2 separate regions of the Homo sapiens genome follow, and region 1 is linked to region 2. Evidence: chromatin loops called from intact Hi-C (ENCODE). Cell type or tissue: CD4-positive, alpha-beta T cell. All regions are shown on one strand. Each heading gives the region's core, and the rest is flanking DNA. Links, peaks and the distances in the headings are about the cores only. Region 1 overlaps ACAP2 (ArfGAP with coiled-coil, ankyrin repeat and PH domains 2). Region 2 has its middle 16 kb from the start of ACAP2.

Evidence for each region. Hi-C counts contacts between places; a loop is a spot of excess contacts. Peaks named below come from ENCODE experiments on the same cell type or tissue, not always from the same donor. Only the 100,000 strongest peaks of a DNase experiment are listed, where the experiment ranks them.
Region 1: it touches region 2 in a loop (2.9-fold over the local background); 11 of 110 quality-filtered maps call a loop at or near these places.

What each region holds. Positions count from the first base shown.
Region 1 is chr3:195,393,361-195,401,700 of GRCh38, forward strand. The region is part of intron 1 of ACAP2 (ArfGAP with coiled-coil, ankyrin repeat and PH domains 2); the gene reads right to left. Among named protein-coding and RNA genes, the nearest start is that of ACAP2, 45 kb to the right of the region's middle. RefSeq lists an enhancer at 1,394-1,483. In CD4-positive, alpha-beta T cell, for the core only: no CTCF peak of the experiment used is centred there; no DNase peak of the experiment used is centred there.
Region 2 is chr3:195,454,504-195,462,843 of GRCh38, forward strand. It overlaps the pseudogene LOC124906341. Among named protein-coding and RNA genes, the nearest start is that of ACAP2, 16 kb to the left of the region's middle. In CD4-positive, alpha-beta T cell, for the core only: no CTCF peak of the experiment used is centred there; a DNase peak (open chromatin) is centred at 4,118; H3K4me3 peaks cover 596 bases; H3K27ac peaks cover 535 bases.

The DNA of each region.
Region 1 (8,340 bases), core at 116-8,115, 61 kb before region 2:
TCTGAATAATCATCTTATTGACTTGTGATTCTGCTTCTCCACTGGGTAACATTTATTTTTAAGAAGTGTTTAAATCTCTAAAATAAGAAAATAACTTTGAATTATTCAGTAAAGAAATGCCTATGATAAAATGAGATGCTCTAGCATATGACTGGAGAAAATGGAAGGTGCTGCACTCTGTAGCACAGAAACAGAAATACTTCTTCCTGACTAAAAGTTTCTCATTTGCTTCAGCAACGTTTTTCAAACTATGCATTGTCCCCTTAACCTAGAAAACATTTTTCATTCACATCAGTCCTCAGTCCCTTCACCTACTCATCATTTAAACTTAATTTACACACGAGAACAAATGTATGTGTATGAGGATATTCAGTGTAACGCGTTAGAAACCTAGATGTGCAGCAATAGGAAATAATGTAAATAAATTACCATATATCCATACCATTATGTGAGGCAGAAGATTTTAAATGAGGTTGATCTGTATCTACTGATATGGAAATCTGCACAGGATAGAGTATTATATTGGGGGGGGGGGAAGCAAGCTACAAAATTATATGCATAGCATGAGCTCAATTTGGGAGCATATTTATCAGTCTACGAACTACAACTCTGAAGAATGGGGATTTGATAGCAGAAAGTATAAATAAGGATTTGCGCTTTTTACTAAATTCTAGATTGTTTAACTATTTTCAGCAACTATGCATTTCTAAGCAACGTTTAAAGCTAATAAAGGGGAAAAAGAAGTCCAAACACCATCTCCCCAAGACATGGTCCTCCTGGAACCCCTCAACCACTCAAGCTGAATGGCGTACCCTCCCGTGCCCCTCCAGCACCTCACACACATTCTATCACTGTGCACCTCGCTCACTAGTCTCAGTTCCCCATAGCAGTACAGACACGCAAACAAAATGTTTGTTGAGCCAAGGGAGAAACTCACTAAGTACGCTAATTGTCAGATACCCTCTTCATTTACATTTTAACCTTTATTTATCTTTACTCAGTCTTCCATTTCTTTCAAGCAAATTAGTTGAAATGACCAGTTTGAGATTTAATCGTTGGTTTCTACTAAACAAATGGGTTGGGATAAACTTTTTGTAACTTCTCCAATCTTATTTCACTGTGCAATTCTACTAATTCACTTTTGTAAAACAACATGTTTAAAGAAAGGTAAGCAGCAAGGCACAGTGGCTCACGCCTGTAATCCCAGCACTTCGGGAAGCCGAGCTGGGCAGATCACTTGAGGCCAGGAGTTCTAGACCAGCCTGGCCAACAGAGCAAAAGCCAGTCTCTACTAAAAATACAAAAAGTAGCGTCAGGCCAGGAGTTTGAGACCAGCTTGGACAACAAAGCAAGACTCAGTCTCTCAAAAAATTCCAAATAAAAAATGTTAGCTAGGCACATAGTGTGTGGCTGTAATCCCAGCTACTGTGGATTCTGAGGCAGGAGGACTGCTTGAGCCCGGAGGATTGCTTTATTTAACCCAGGAGTTTCAAGTTACAGTGAGCTATGACTGCACCACTGCGCTCCTGCCTGGGCCACAGGGCAAGACTCCATCTCTTTTTTTTTTTTTTTTTTAAAGTAGGGGGTGGTAAAGACTAAATGAGGACTGTTCATATCATCAATCACAGTACATGACACAAAGAACAAAATCAATTCGCAGATGAATAGATGACTTCTATTCATTGAGATAGAACCATTCTGGGACATATGTTTAAAAAACTAATAAGTGAAATAAAAGAATTTACCCAACAATCTTTCAAAATATTAAATGATAGATATTAATTCTCTGCAATCCTCCCCAATTTTTACGAAGCACATAACTTTTATAAAAATGCAAGGCAATAAAGAGGCCAAAATTATAGACCCCTACCCTCCATAGCTTAAAATTTAATTTAAAAAAATCAAGTTATATACACATTAATAATGAAATAAAATATATGACTGAGCAGCAAAATGAGCAAAACAGAGAATAAGTAATAAGGGAGATAGATGTTAAGAGAAAGGGAAGAAAAGAGAAGACAATGAGCACAGTCACAAAGGTCAGCAAACAATTACCCAACAGGCAAGTTTGACCCATAACCTGTTTTTACAAAGTCTATAAGCTAAAAATAGTTCTTACATTTTTAAGTGGCTGAAAAATATTTTTAAAAAATAATATTTTGTGATGCATGAAAATTATATTAAACTCAAATTTCTGTTCCTCTAAAGTTTTACGGAAGCAGAGACAAGTTAATTCACTTCCGTAGTCTCTATGGCAGCTTCCACGCCATGATGGCGTAGTTGAGTAGCTGCAAGAGAGACCATATGGCCCACAAAGCATAAAATATTTACTATCTGGCCCTTTACAGAAAGTTTACTGACCATTAAGAATGTCAAATATAAGAACATGAATGAAAATCTTTTCTCATATATGAAATACATAAAAGAAAATAAAATTTGGACTTAGCTCTAGCAGTCTGTACTCTAAGAAGCTGAATAAGCCCAGAATTCAGAAAAACAGATACTTTATTTTTAATAACAATACCTTCATTCTCTTATCTATTCATGCATCATAGTTTTTTATTATCAATTGAAAAATAGTTACCTAAAAACATAAAACTAGAAGAGAAGCTGGGTGTGGTGGCTCATGCCTGTAATCCCAGCACTTTGGGAGGCTGAAGTGGGTGGATCACATAAGGTCAGGAGTTCAAGACCAGCCCAGCCAACATGGTGAAACCCCTTCTCTAATAAAAATATGAACATTAGCCAGGCGTGGTGGCAGGCACCTGTAATCCCAGCTACTAGGGAGGCTGAGGCAGGAGAATCACTTGAACCCAGGAGGTGGAGATTGCAGTGAGCTGAGATCGCGCCACTGCACTCCAGCCTGGGACACAAGAGCAAAACTCCATCTCAAAAAAAAACAAATAAGAAAACTAGAAGAGAAAAAAATCCAACAGCAAGTTTACCACCAAGACATGGCTATGAAATGAATGAGGCTCAAAAATAGAACTCTCTCCACTCAGATAACTGCATATTCTTGTAGCAATAAACTTTCTAAGCTACTGTTTGTAAAAAGAGTATACATTAAAATAACTAAATACATTAAATGTGTAACATGAGCATTACATTTTCCTTATAAAATTATTTTAAAGAAAAAAGAAGTATGGGCCGGGCACGGTGGCTCACGTCTGTAATCCCAGCACTTTGGGAGGCTGAGACAGGCAGATCACTTGAGGTCAGGAGTTCAATACCAGCCTGGCCAACATGGTGAAAACCTGTCTTACTAAAAATACAAAAATTAGCCAGGCATGGTGGCGCATGTCTGTAATCCCAACTACTTGGCAGGCTGAGGCAGGAGAATTGCTTGAACCCGGGAGGCAGAGGTTGCAGTGAGCCAAGATTGCATCACTGCACTCCAGCCTGGGAGACAGAGTGAGACTGTGTCTCAAAAAAGAAAAAAAAAAAAAAAAAAAAAGAAGAAGTATGCTAAATAATTATTTTTCCCATCCATTTAAAATCCTTAAAAACTAACAACCACCACCAAAAAAAAAAAACCCTTCATTCCAACTTGGCAATAGCCTTAAAATGAAATTAATAATTTAAAAAAAATTAGGTCACATGGTGATGCAATCTAAATTGCCAATAGCAGGATATTCAAGATCATTAATAGGCACATAAATATCCTCAAACATTAAAGGTGGATTTCAGGCTCTAAGTCATAACTACCTAATAAAGAAATCATCAAATAGAAATAAATATTCAAAATGTGCAGATTTTGAAACTGTTGTATTCTTTTGTTTTATATAATACATGTATTTCTAAAAGCTGCATGTAAATTGAATAACCGTTTAGAGACTCAGGAGAGGTGCCTATATGTATGTGTCCATCATAGTACCTATCACCCTAAGTCAACTTCCTCTTTCAGCTCAACAGCCTTATGTACCTTGGGCAATGCTGGACTATTCTTTGCAAGGAAAGGACAACAGCTGCATCAAGGATGGCCCACTGACCCAAGGGCAGTCCTGGGATTTGTTAAGTGGTTAAAAAAGAGTGACGAAAAGGTCCTATACCAATGAGATTACTCCCTCTGTTTTCGACCAGAAAACAACACAGCACACACTCTAGAAACCTGCTTTTTAATAGAAGTGCTCCATTAAATACTTTTATAATGTGAATGGCCACCCCTTATTAGTTTGATTAAGTTCTGGGTCCTCTATGCTGGGTCTCTACAATATCTCTATGTTGAGAGGCAGTAGAATAAAGTTCAAAAAAAAAAAAGAAAACTTCTTGTGTTTGAATCGCTACTATACTTCTTATTAGCTGTGTAATGATGAACAAGTTGTGTTTCGGTTTCTTCTCTAAAACATAGATAAACAACACTCTCTCCCACAGAGACGTATGACAAATGTTAATATACATGTGAAAACACTAAGTAGTCAGTGAATGTCAGCTATGATTATTTACATAGTGTTAAAGAAAATGCACAATCTCTTTTTGTTTTCATGTTATGGGGCCACCTGAGAAGAAAGCAGTAATAAGATCATCACATACTTCCAAAATGAATTTGAAATAGTCTGAAAAGGGGCAAAAACAGTTAAAACAGGCCTAAGATCAGCAATTAAAACAGCAAATCTAATTTCCTTTAAGAGAAAACACTTCTAGGCGTGCAAAAGGCTTACTGGAAGAGAGACAAAAACACAATACTGCTGTCCCTTTCCAAAGATCACACGTCAAATACAGACTGGAGTCCTCTCCTAACTTCCTAACTTCAATCTAGACTAGAGGACTACATATATATGACATATAAAATGATGAAATATTTAAAAATCCACTTGGTTTCTAAGGTTATCAAGGAAGGTTCTATCCAACTCCTCTAAGAGCCTAAAAACAGAGGAGAACCAACATAGAATCAGTATGAAGGAAGGTTACAGTTCTAAATTTATATTTACACTTAATCTTAGCCAAAAGGCCAAGAAGCAACTGTATATTTGTTACATAATAACCTTTTATAAATATCTCCACTGGCCAGGCATGGTGGCTCACGGCTGTAATCCCAGCACTTTGGGAGGCCAAGGCAGGTAGATCACGGGAGGTCAGGAGTTCGAGGCCAGCCTGATCAACATGGTGAAACCCTGTCTCTACTAAAAATGCGCCAGGCATGGTGGCGCATGCCTGTAATCCCCGCTACTCGGGAGGCTGAGGCAGGAGAATCACTTGAACCCAGGAGACAGAGGTTGCGGTGAGCCAAGATCACACCATTGCACTCCAGCCTGGGCAACAAGAGTGAAACTCCAACTCTAAATAAATAAATAAATAAATAAATAAATAAATAAATAAATAAAATGTCTCTGCCTTCATTGTTTTCAAAAGTTTCAAGGGATGAAATTCAAAGGTCTTTCTTCTCTATTTATTATCTTACAAATGTTGTAACTGCTCCTACGTGCTCAAATTGATCTACTAAGCAAACCTAGCTAGATCCATGAGAAATTCAGTCCTGTAATAGGAAAGGGAGTAGTGGAAAAACAAACTAGAAATGGAAACCAATATTTTAGTCTGTCAACTCATACGAGCCCCTGAGAAAATCATTTAATCACACCAGACCTCAGCTCTCTCACTCTGAAACAGCTTGACTATCACTTCAAGACCTAACATTCCATTATTTGGGATTAAGCATTCAAAGGAAAGCTATTGGGTTGGGGCAAAAGTAATTGCGGTTTTTGCCATTACTTTTGCACCAATCTAATAGAACCTGGATTTGTTTCTCTTCTAAGTAAGATTTCCTCCAGGCCCTTGCTTTTGCTTTCAAAAGAGTTAAGGGAGGAAAAAAATGTTTAAGCCATAAAAAAAACCTCACCAGATTTTATATTAACAAGTTTCATTCATCTTCTCAAAAGTCTCCTCTGCATAGTTCTTAAAAGACAAGGAGTATGAATATAGATGAAAATAGTGGGATTTTAAAAGTGTTTTGTTTGGCTTAATATTTTGGAGGAAAACAGATTTATTTTATTTTTTGTAGAGACAGGATCTCATTATGCTGACCAGTCTTGTTGACCAGTCTGGTCTCGAACTCCTGGCCTGAAGCAATCCTCCCATCCCAGCCTCCCAAAGTACTAGGATTACAGGCGTGAGCCATAACACTTGGCCAGAAAAAAAATTTTGTTTTCCATCTACGTTTGTATCTTTCTAAGCAAGCCCCATTATATTTCTGTTTTACAGATTGTAAACATTACTCTGCCACTTCCCAGTGGGGAAAAAAAAAACTTTTTTTAAAAAAAGTAGCGAAAAAAAAAATCTATAACCCTTTTCCCCTCAAATTTTCCCCCATCAATACACAGTATCCAAAATAAAAACCATCAGGGGCCATGGAGGAGTATAATTGAAAAAGCAACCAAATCACAGCACAAGGTTGAGATGCAAATAGTATGGCTCTGGTGAATGAATATCACACTCTTAAGTCATAACTCAGATATCAACAACCCCTTTAAATCCCAGCTCATGATTTAAAAAATAAAAAAATTTAAAAAAAGGAAGAACTTAAAATATTATCCAGATAATAGGACCGGGTGCAGTGGCTCATGCCTGTAATCCCAGCACTTTGGGAGGCCGAGGTGGGAGGATCACCTGAGGTTGGGAGTTCGAGAGCAGCCTGACCAACATGATGAAACCCTGTCTCTACTAAAAATACAAAATTAGCCGGGTATGGTGGCGCATGCCTGTAATCCCAGCTACTCGGGGGGCTGAGGCAGGAGAATCGCTTGAACCTGGGAGCCAAAGGTTGTGGTGAGCCAAGATCGCACCATTGCACTCCAGCCTGGGCAACAAGAATGACAGTCCGTCTCAAAAAAAAAAACAACAAAAAAATACGTATGTGTATATATATATGTGTGTGTATATATATATATATTCCAGATAATCATCCTACATGGAGAATTTGAGGTGGGAGGAGAGGTCTATAGAATCTTCTGTTCCTGGGCCTTCAGCTTCTCATATTAACAGGTATATGATTTCAATAGTCACTTCCAAATTTGCTCTGCATAAAGACAGTAGCTATATACAGTCATTTTTAACATGTGTAGTGGCAAATAATCATTATTGACAGAATACTAATCCAAGGAAATACTAGTAATGTTTTAAGTGTGATCAGATATGAAGTTATTCTTTTTCCCTTAAAAAAAAAAAAAACCTCTTCTTTTTAAAGTTGACTTTCTACAAAATCATTCCATTTCCAAGAATTCTTATCATTGTAGTAGGCTTCAACATGACAGGAAAATTAAGTTATCACTGCTTAAAGGGTTAGAATCAAATTTTCAACCAAAGCAGTTAAAGTTTGTTGTTATTAGTAGAGTGTCACAGGCAATACATCTAAGGAGAAGACAGCATTGTAAACTTCATGATTCATAAAAGGGGCAGAGGAGATTTCCATGAAGAAAGAACATTGTGGCTGATAATAATGAAAAGACAACCAAGTATCTCAAAGATGGGATATAAGCAGACCCTCAATGAGAGAACAAAGCAAGATGATAAGAATATTTAGGGACAGTTCCAGACAAAACTGTCAAAAATTAGAATCAGAGGCCAGGCGAGGTGGCTCATGCCTGTAATACTGGCAATAGTTTGGGAGGCCAAAGCAGGAGGACAGCGTGAGCCCAAGAGTTTCAGACCAGTCCCAGCAGCATAGCAAGACTCCGTCTCTGTAATTAACTAATTAATTAACTACATTATAATCAGAAACCTGCCATATTCCTGCTTTTATGGCTGTTCCCCATTATCCTTTTCAGGAATTGGAAGTGGTACTGAAGGCACAGAATACCCTGCAAATCACAGCAGGTAGGGAACCAAATACTCAGCCTTGCAGGGTTCTCTCCACGACATACCACAGGCTGCTCAACAATCACATCTATAACTTTCCCAGACTCCTCCATAAACAACCAAGCATCTTATTAATACATAATAAAAGTTATTCTGCATTACATCTTCCTATGTTTTATAATCTACATGCCACCTTCATGCATGATATCACATGTGTATATTAAGAGAAGACTAGGCTGGGCGCAGTGGCTCAGGCCTGTAATCCCAGCATTTTGGGAGGCCAAGGTGGGTGGATCTCTTGAGGTCAGGAGTTTGAGACCAGTCTGACCAACGCAGTGAAACCCTGTCTGTACTAAAAATACAAAAAAATTAGCCAGGCGTGGTGGTGCACGCCTGCAATCCCAGCTACACCGGTTGCTGAGGCAGGAGGATCACTTGAACCCGGGAGGCAGAGGTTGCAGTGAGTTGAGATTGTGCCACTGCGCTCCAGCTTGGGAGACAGTGAACTCTGTATCCAAAACAAAGAGAGAAGACTACAGAACAGTAACGTGA
Region 2 (8,340 bases), core at 27-8,026:
TCCAGACTCAAAATGCTGTAGTGTCTGTAGTGTCTTCCCATTGTCTCCAGCACACAAGAGCGGTCACTGGCCTTTCTCACCAGCCCCATCTTCAATTCTGTCACCACCACCTCCAAAACGCCAATCATACGAACCATTTCAGCCATGGCCTTTCACAAGCACCAGAAACCAACTCTGGCTAGCTTAAGCAAGAAAAGCATTCCTTAAAATGCTGTTAGGTGTCCATAGAAGCTTTATTCATAATAGCCCCAAGCTGGAAACAATCCACATGTCCATCAACAGGTAAAAGGATAAACAAATTGCAGAACAATACTCAGCAATTAAAAAGGTAACCTGGGCAAATTCTAAAAACGTGACACCGAATGAAAGAAGCCAGACACGAGAGTATATATACTGCATGATTCCATTTCTATAAAATACTGGAAAACACAAAACTCATCTATAGTGACGGTAAACATATCAATGATTGTCTAGACGGGGCAGAGAAGGACTGACTACAGTGGGGTACGAGGGAACTTTTTGGGGTGATGGGATTGTTCTATTATCTTGATCATAGTGATAATTATACAGGCATAGACATTCATCAAAACCTATCAACTTACACATTTAAAATAGGTACATTTTAATTTGTAAACCATACCTCAGTAAATCTGATTATTTATTTATTTATTTATATTTTTTAGAGACAAGGTCTCCCAGTGTTGCCCAGGCTGGTCTGGAACTCCTGGGCTCAAGTGATCCTTCCACCTCATCTTCCCAAAGTGCTGGGATTACAGGTGTGAGCCATGATGCCTGGCAAAATTTGATTTTTTTTTTTTTTTTTTTGAGACAGTCTTACTCTTGCCAAGCTGGAGTCCAGTGGCACAATCTCGGCTCACTGCAACCTCCGACTCCCTAGTTCAAGCAATTCTCCTGCTTCAGCCTCGCAAGTATCTGGGATTACAGGCATGCACTACCATGCCCAGCTAATTTTTGTATTTTTAGTAGAGACAGGGCTTCACCATGTTGGCCAGGATAGTCTCGATTTCCTGACCTCGTGATCAGCCCACCTCGGCCTCCCAAAGTGCTGGGATTACAGGCGTGAACCACCGTGCCCAGCAAAATTTGATTTTTAAGAAATTATAAAAAGTCTATTAGGTAATTCCCAAGATCACCAGGAGGGTAGAGATCGAGGTTTGGGGTCCATGAAGACAGTGACAAGGCCTAAACCCACCAACTAGAACTAGTCCAGTGAAGATGCTATGCCTCTGCCACCCACTCCAGACATTACAGCCTGCACCATCATTAACCCAGGACACTGCCACCCTGAGCCATGCCACCGAGCCTTGGGCATCAACATGCCTCTTCCATTGTCGCCGCTTCTGTTGGATTCTGTGCAGCGGCTGCTCCTTCTGTTGTGGCTTGAGACCAAGTCTGGGGAGGGTGCTTTTCATTGACCAACCCTAGGTCACAATCCTACCTGTGTGTGAGGGCTGGGAGAGACGATGTAGCTTCCTGTTTTGAAAGTGGCAGGCTGACTCTGCTGTCTAAGTGGAGGATTCCCCAGGTATTCAGGGTGTTCAAAAGCAGGACGATTGTATTAGTTTACTAGAGCTGACATAACAAAATACCACAAACTAGGTGGCTTAAACAGCAGAAATGTATTTTCTCAAGGTTCAGGAGCTGAAAGGTGTTGGCGGTTTTGGTGTCTGCTGAGACCTTTTCCCTGGGTTTGCAGATAGCTGCCTTCTCACTGTGTCCTCCTGTGGCCCTTCCCTGTGTGCATCCTTGGTGTATCTGCTCCTCTTCTTATAAGGACACTAGTCATGTTGGATTAGCGCATCACCCACTGACCTCATTGGAACCTGAATTCCCTCTTCAAAGGCCTATCTCCAAATACTGTACAGTCACATTGGGGTTAGAACTTCAACCTATGAATTTTGGCACAGTTCAGTCCCTAACAGTGACCAAAAAAGGATGCCAATGTTCATTACCCTGATCTACTCTGATTTTCTCTTCTCTCTTTTTTTGTTTGAGACAGAGTCTCGCTCCATCACCCAAGCTGGAGTGCAGTGGTGTGATCTTGGCTCACTGCAGCCTCTGCCTTCTGGGTGTAAGCGATTCTCCTGTCTCAGCCTCCTGAGTAGCTGGGATTACAGGTGCCCACTACCACGCCCAGCTAATTTTTTTGTGTATTTTTGGTAGAGAGAGGGTTTCACCATGTTGGCCAGGCTGGTCTCGAACTTCTGACCTCAGGTGATCCACCCTCCTCGTCCTCCCAAAGTGCTGGGATTACAGGCATGAGCCACTGCACCCGGCCTCTACCCTATTTTCTTTTTCTTTTTCTTTCTTTTTTTTTTTTTCGAGATGGAGTTTTGCTCTGTCACCCAGGCTGGAGTGCAGTGGCGCGATCTTGGCTTACTGCAAGCTCCACCTCCCAGGTTCATGCAATTCTCCTGCCTCAGCCTCCTGAGTACCTGGGACTACAGGCGGCCGCCACCACGCCCGGCTTATTTTTTGTATTTTTAGTAGAGACGGGGTTTCACCATGTTAGCCAGGATGGTCTCGATCTCCTGACCTCATGATCTGCCCACCTTGGCCTCTCAAAGTGCTGGGATTACAGGCATGAGCCACTGCGCCCGGCCTGTTTGTTTGTTTTTTTTGAGTTGGAGTCTCGCTCTGTTGCCCAGGCTTGAGTGCAGTGGCACGATCTGAACTCACTGCAACCTCCGTCTCCTGGGTTCAAGCAATTTTCCTGCCTCAGCCTCCCGAGTAGTTGGGATTACAGGCACACACCACCACCCCCAGCTAATTTTTGTATTTTTAGTAGAGACAGGGTTTTGCCATGTTAGCCAGGATGGTCTCAATCTCTTCACCTCGTGATCCACCTGCCTCGGCCTCCCAAAGTGCTGGGATTACAGGTGTGAGCCACTGCACCCAGCCTGTTGGTTGGTTTTTAAGACAGAGTCTTGCTTTGTTGCCCAGGATGGAATACAATGGCTATCATAGCTCACTGCTCACTGCAGCCTTGAACTCTGGGCTGAAGCAATCCTCCTGCATCAGCCTCCTGAGTAGCTGGGTCTGGGTCTATAGGCATGCACCACCATGCCTGGCTAATTTTTGATTTTCTGTAGAGACAGGGTCTCACTACGTTGCACACTCTGTCTCCAACTCCTGGATGCAAGCAGTCCTCCCACCTTGGCCTCCCAAAGTGCTGGGATTACAGACATGAGCCACTGTGCCCGGCCATCATGAATTCTTTTTTTTTTCTTTTTTGAGATGGAGTCTCGTTCTGTTGCCCAGGCTGGAGTGCAGTGGTGCGATCTTGGCTCACTGCAAGCTCCACCTCCCAGGTTCACACCATTCTCCTGCCTCAGCCTCCTGAGTAGCTGGGATTACAGGCGCCCGCCACCACGCCTGGCTAATTTTTTTATATTTTTAGCAGAGACGGGGTTTCCCCGTGTTAGCCAGGATGGTCTCGATATCCTGACCTCATGATCCACCCGCCTCAGCCTCCCACAGTGCTGGGATTACAGGCGTGAGCCACCGGGCCCGGCCCGTGAATTCTTTAAAAGTAGGGACAGTGTCTTAGTTTTCAGTGTACCCTCAATGCCTAGAATAGTTTCTTGCACTGCAAACATTCTATAAGTATTGTTAAATTTGTTTCTGTACTCTTAAGTTCCTAAATACTATAGGTCACCTGAGCTAGAAGGAACCCAAAAGCATTATCTTGGTTTAGTGCCTTTATTCTACCGGTGAGGACGTGCACGTCTTCTTCCCCTATCACATGGTCGAGATAGAAGATGATGCCTTAGAAAATACTGCATGAGAATGTATACTCCCTGAGAGCAGAGACTGACTGCTTTTTTTCACCCTCATATCCCTATCATGTGGCATAGGGCCTGGCAAATAGTTAGGCTCAATTCATATTCAATATTTAATACACAACTAGCATGTCTGCCAGATATGAGGTTTCCTTATTGCTGAGAGGTGAGCAAATCCAAATCCTCCAGCCCTCCTTCTCACACACACAGTCCATGAGGAAATGCCTGTTCTAAAAAAAAAAGCCTGGCTTGCTGTGCTGCACAGTTCTGAAAGCGCTGGTTCATGAGAAGATAAGTTACCTTCAAAAACGAAACAGGAAACATGTATAAGAGGAAAACATTATGTAAGTATTGGTGAGACTCTGTGGATAGAGATTCTCATACACCCTATTGGTAGGATCATAGAACTTTTCTAGTTTGGCAATATATATCCAAATTTTAAATATGTATATCTTTTGAATTTATCCTCAGAAAAGGACAGGACAAATAATAAGGACACACACACACACACACACACACACACACACACACACACAGATATGGCTGTTTGCTGCAATGTTGTTTCTAGAGAAAAAAAAGATACATCCTAAATTTTTACTAATAGATTGGTTAAATGAATTACAGTATATCCATACAGTAGAATACCATGTAGAGCATGTAGTCCTACCAAAAAAAAAAAAAAGGTGGAGGGGGAAGGAAGTGAATCCAGTGTTAGCAGTGACTGTTTCTTTTGCTTTATTCCTTTTTTTGGGGTAAACAAGTAGACGGTTTTTATAATCAGAAAAAAAAATTCCAATTGAAAAAAAAATTTCAGACCTATTATTCCAAGAAAGGTAGACCCTGAAGAATTTCAAACTTTACCTATTTCTTTTAATCGCTTGTATCGTGCATGTCTCCTGAATTTTAAAAAATTAAATAATAACAAAGTTAAAATGAAAGTTAAAAAGTGAAAAACTTAGGAGGAGAGTAAAAAGTTATAATGAGAACCTAGGCTTTTTTGTTTTTTAGACAAAGAAAAAAGTAAAATGCACTGTGATGTTGTTCTAATTAACTGAGGAAAGAGCTCATACCAGTTTGTCAGGAAAGACAAACATTTTCTTCAGTTCCAAGAGAAAATGTGCTCACTTCAGCAGCACATATACTAAAATTGGAACGATACAGAGAAGATTAGCAATTCTCTTTAAAATAAATAAAAAATTTTAAAAAATAAATAAACCCAGAGGAAATTTTAAGACTTAACTTCTGTTCCTGTTACCTGTTAGCTGGCAAATATGCCCTTCCACTGGATCCTCACTTTCATGCTCAGTTCATGGCTTTGAAAGTGCTTACACAGGCCAGGCACAGTGGCTCACGCCTATAATCCCAGCATTTTGGGAAGCTGAGACGGGCAGATCACGAGGTCAGGAGATCAAGACCATCCTCGACAACGTGGTGAAACCCTGTCTCTACTAAAATATAAAAATTAGCTGGGCATGATGGCATGCACCTGTAGTCCCAGCTACTCGGGAGGCTGACAGAGGAATCGCTTGAACCTGGAAGGTGGAGGTGGCAGTGAGCCGAGATCGTGCCACTGCGCTCCAGCCTGGCCACAGAGCAAGACTCCATCTCAAAAAAAAAAAAAAAAAAAAAGGAAAAATAAAAAAGAAAAGAAAGTGCTTACACATAAGCATGCAATATTATCAAGGACATTTTGATATTTCCTTTGAGGAGGCACCAAATTACATACCTTATTTTAACTTTTTTTTTTAAATGTCGATATTACCAAATACAAAAATGAAGAGGTTTAATCCAAATATTAGGGAGCTTTAATTTTGTTGCTATTGTTTATTTTTTTAAAACTGTAAGAGTTTGCACATAGTACAAAGGGGCCTGCAGTGAATAGTAATTCCCCTTCCCACTGCTGCCGATGCCTGGGGCACTCAAGTCTCCTTAACTGCCAAAAGTCACCTACCACCTTCAACATGAACATGCACTGCTTTTCCTTTATCTGCCTTTTCCCTTGAACTGCCTCTAGATTCTTGGTGGAGGTGCTAGGGAAACATAAGGCAATAGAAATTAATTTGTCTATTTCTTCCTCTTCCGCCATCATGTGATCAAACTGGTACTGATCAATAAAGCCAAGCTGGCCACTTCTTTGCTGAAGTTAAAGCATTTCTTTAATTTTTATAAACAATAGGAATGGAGCCAAATATGACCCTTACAAGAAAAGATAAGCTCCCTACCCCACCTTACTAGAAAAGATAAGCTCCCTACCCCACCTTACTAGAAAAGATAAGCTCCCTACCCCAAACTACCTCATAAATATGGTTTGTAGATGCCTCATTCCTTAATCTCTTATAATGACAAGGTAGCTTGTTGTTGCTGTCATTATTGTTTAAAAAATGTGTGTGTTGAAGGGATGAATTTTACCTATTAGTCCCTTTGTAGACACTGTTCTATGTCATAGTACAAGTTTTATTACCATCATGACTTCAAAAAAAGTTTTTTAAAAAGGTTTTATTTCACCAGAAGAAGTATTCCTTTTTAAAATGTTCTAATGTTGACATTACTAATAACCCTTTGCACCAAAACAAATGCTTGCCAAAATGCTACAAGTCCAAAACTACACATTCAAAATACAAGATGTGGCCGGGTGCGGTGGCTCACGCCTGGAATCCCAGCACTTTGGGAGGCCAAGGTGGGTGGATCACAAGGTCAGGAGATGGAGACTGTCATGGCTAACACAGTGAAACCCCATCTCTACTAAAAAAAAAAAAAAAAATACAAAAAATTAGCCGGGCATGGTGGCGGGTGCCTGTAGTCCCAGCTACTCGGAAGGCTGAGGCAGGAGAATGGCATGGACCCAGGAGGCAGAGCTTACAGTGAGCCGAGATGGTGCCACTGCACTCCAGCCTGGGCGACAGAGTGAGACTCTGTCTCAAAAAAAAAAAAAAAATCAAAATACGAGATGTGGGCCAGGTGCAGTGGCTCAAGCCTATAATCCCAGCACTTTGGGAGGCTGAGGCAGGTGGATCACTTGAGGTCACGAGTTCGAGACCAGCCTGGCCAACATGGTGAAACCCGTCTCTACTAAAGATACAAAAATTAGTCGGCATGGTGGCGGGCACCTGTAATCCCAGCTACTCAGGAGGCTGAGGCAAGAGAAGCACTTGAACCCAGGAGGTGGAGGTTACAGTGAGCTGAGATTGTGCCACTGCACTCCAGCCTGGGCAACAGAGCGAGACTCCGTCTCAAAAAAAAAAAAATGTGTGTGCTCTGGGAATGCAATAGGAAGAATGATGTTTCAAGTTAGTAAAAATAGCCAGAGTGACGAATAAACTGTTAGAGAAATGGCAGAGTCCAGAAGTGCAAGGAGTTATCCACCCCCACCCTTGAGCCTTTGTGCCTCCAAGTGCACTGCTGTTCAGTGTGCTGTGATTTCTACATGACTGGCCACAACACAGTTAATCCAAAGAACAGAAATTGTCCGACTCCCCTGGTCCCAGCTCCCACTGCTCCGGATCCTCATGCTTCTGTCTCCTGGCTTTCTTAACTGCTCTCAGATAATTAGATTTGTTAGAGCAAAACTAATTGGTAGGCTAGTGCCAAGGGCATGCTGCCACTGACAAAGCAGGTGTGTAGCACCACTGCATTGGCTAAATTGCTCTGTACATGCAATTCGTCAGAGTCAACCCTTCCCTCCACCCGTGGAACAGCTGACCTGCCAGGCAACTATCTGGCAAAGAAGTTCAGCAGAGATGACCAGTGGGCATGTGGGCCTCCAATCTTTTGGTGATCATACCAGCCCTCACTTTCCTCCTCAGCTGATTCCATAATTGGCAGCTAAAAGGGGAGCCTGGGTAGGCAGGGGCATTGCCCACTGAGCTGTCGGCAGCTTGTTGATGTGACTCTCGAACACAGCAGAGGTGGGTGGCACTATGGAGATAAGCAATTCACACCTCCCCATACTTCCTCCCACTCCTTAACTTGGAAACACAAGGTGCTTTGGGATCTGGAATTGGCCTCCCTCAGCTGTTGTGCTATGACTTATGCTTTGCAAATGCTTCCTTAGGGCTGTCCCTTGAGGAGTGGTTAGGTTTTGCCTTGTAACTCACTGTATGTCGCAGCAAGACATTTAGCCACACACCAAAGCAGGGAGGATTTCCTACATCTAGAGTCATTGTCTTACAGAGCTATAAGAACTTCAAAGCTCCTGGAAAGGACTCGCCCAGGTTGGCACAACTAGCTTGCAGAACAAGAATTAGAACAGGTCCCATGAAGCAGCATTTCTTAAACTCGTGAAACTAGGAACCATAGGCAGGTATACATTTTACCTGATGAGCGATGAGTATGAGTATAAAATATACATATGGATAAATATATATACATATATTTATCCTCAAATATATATATATATATATATTTGAAACAGAAATGTCATACACATTACTTACCCTTTCTAAATCCTAATCCTATGTTCCACTTTCTATTCTTGTGTGGGGGATCTTTTTTTTTTGAGACAGAGTTTCACTCTTGTTGCCCAGGCTGGAGTGCAACG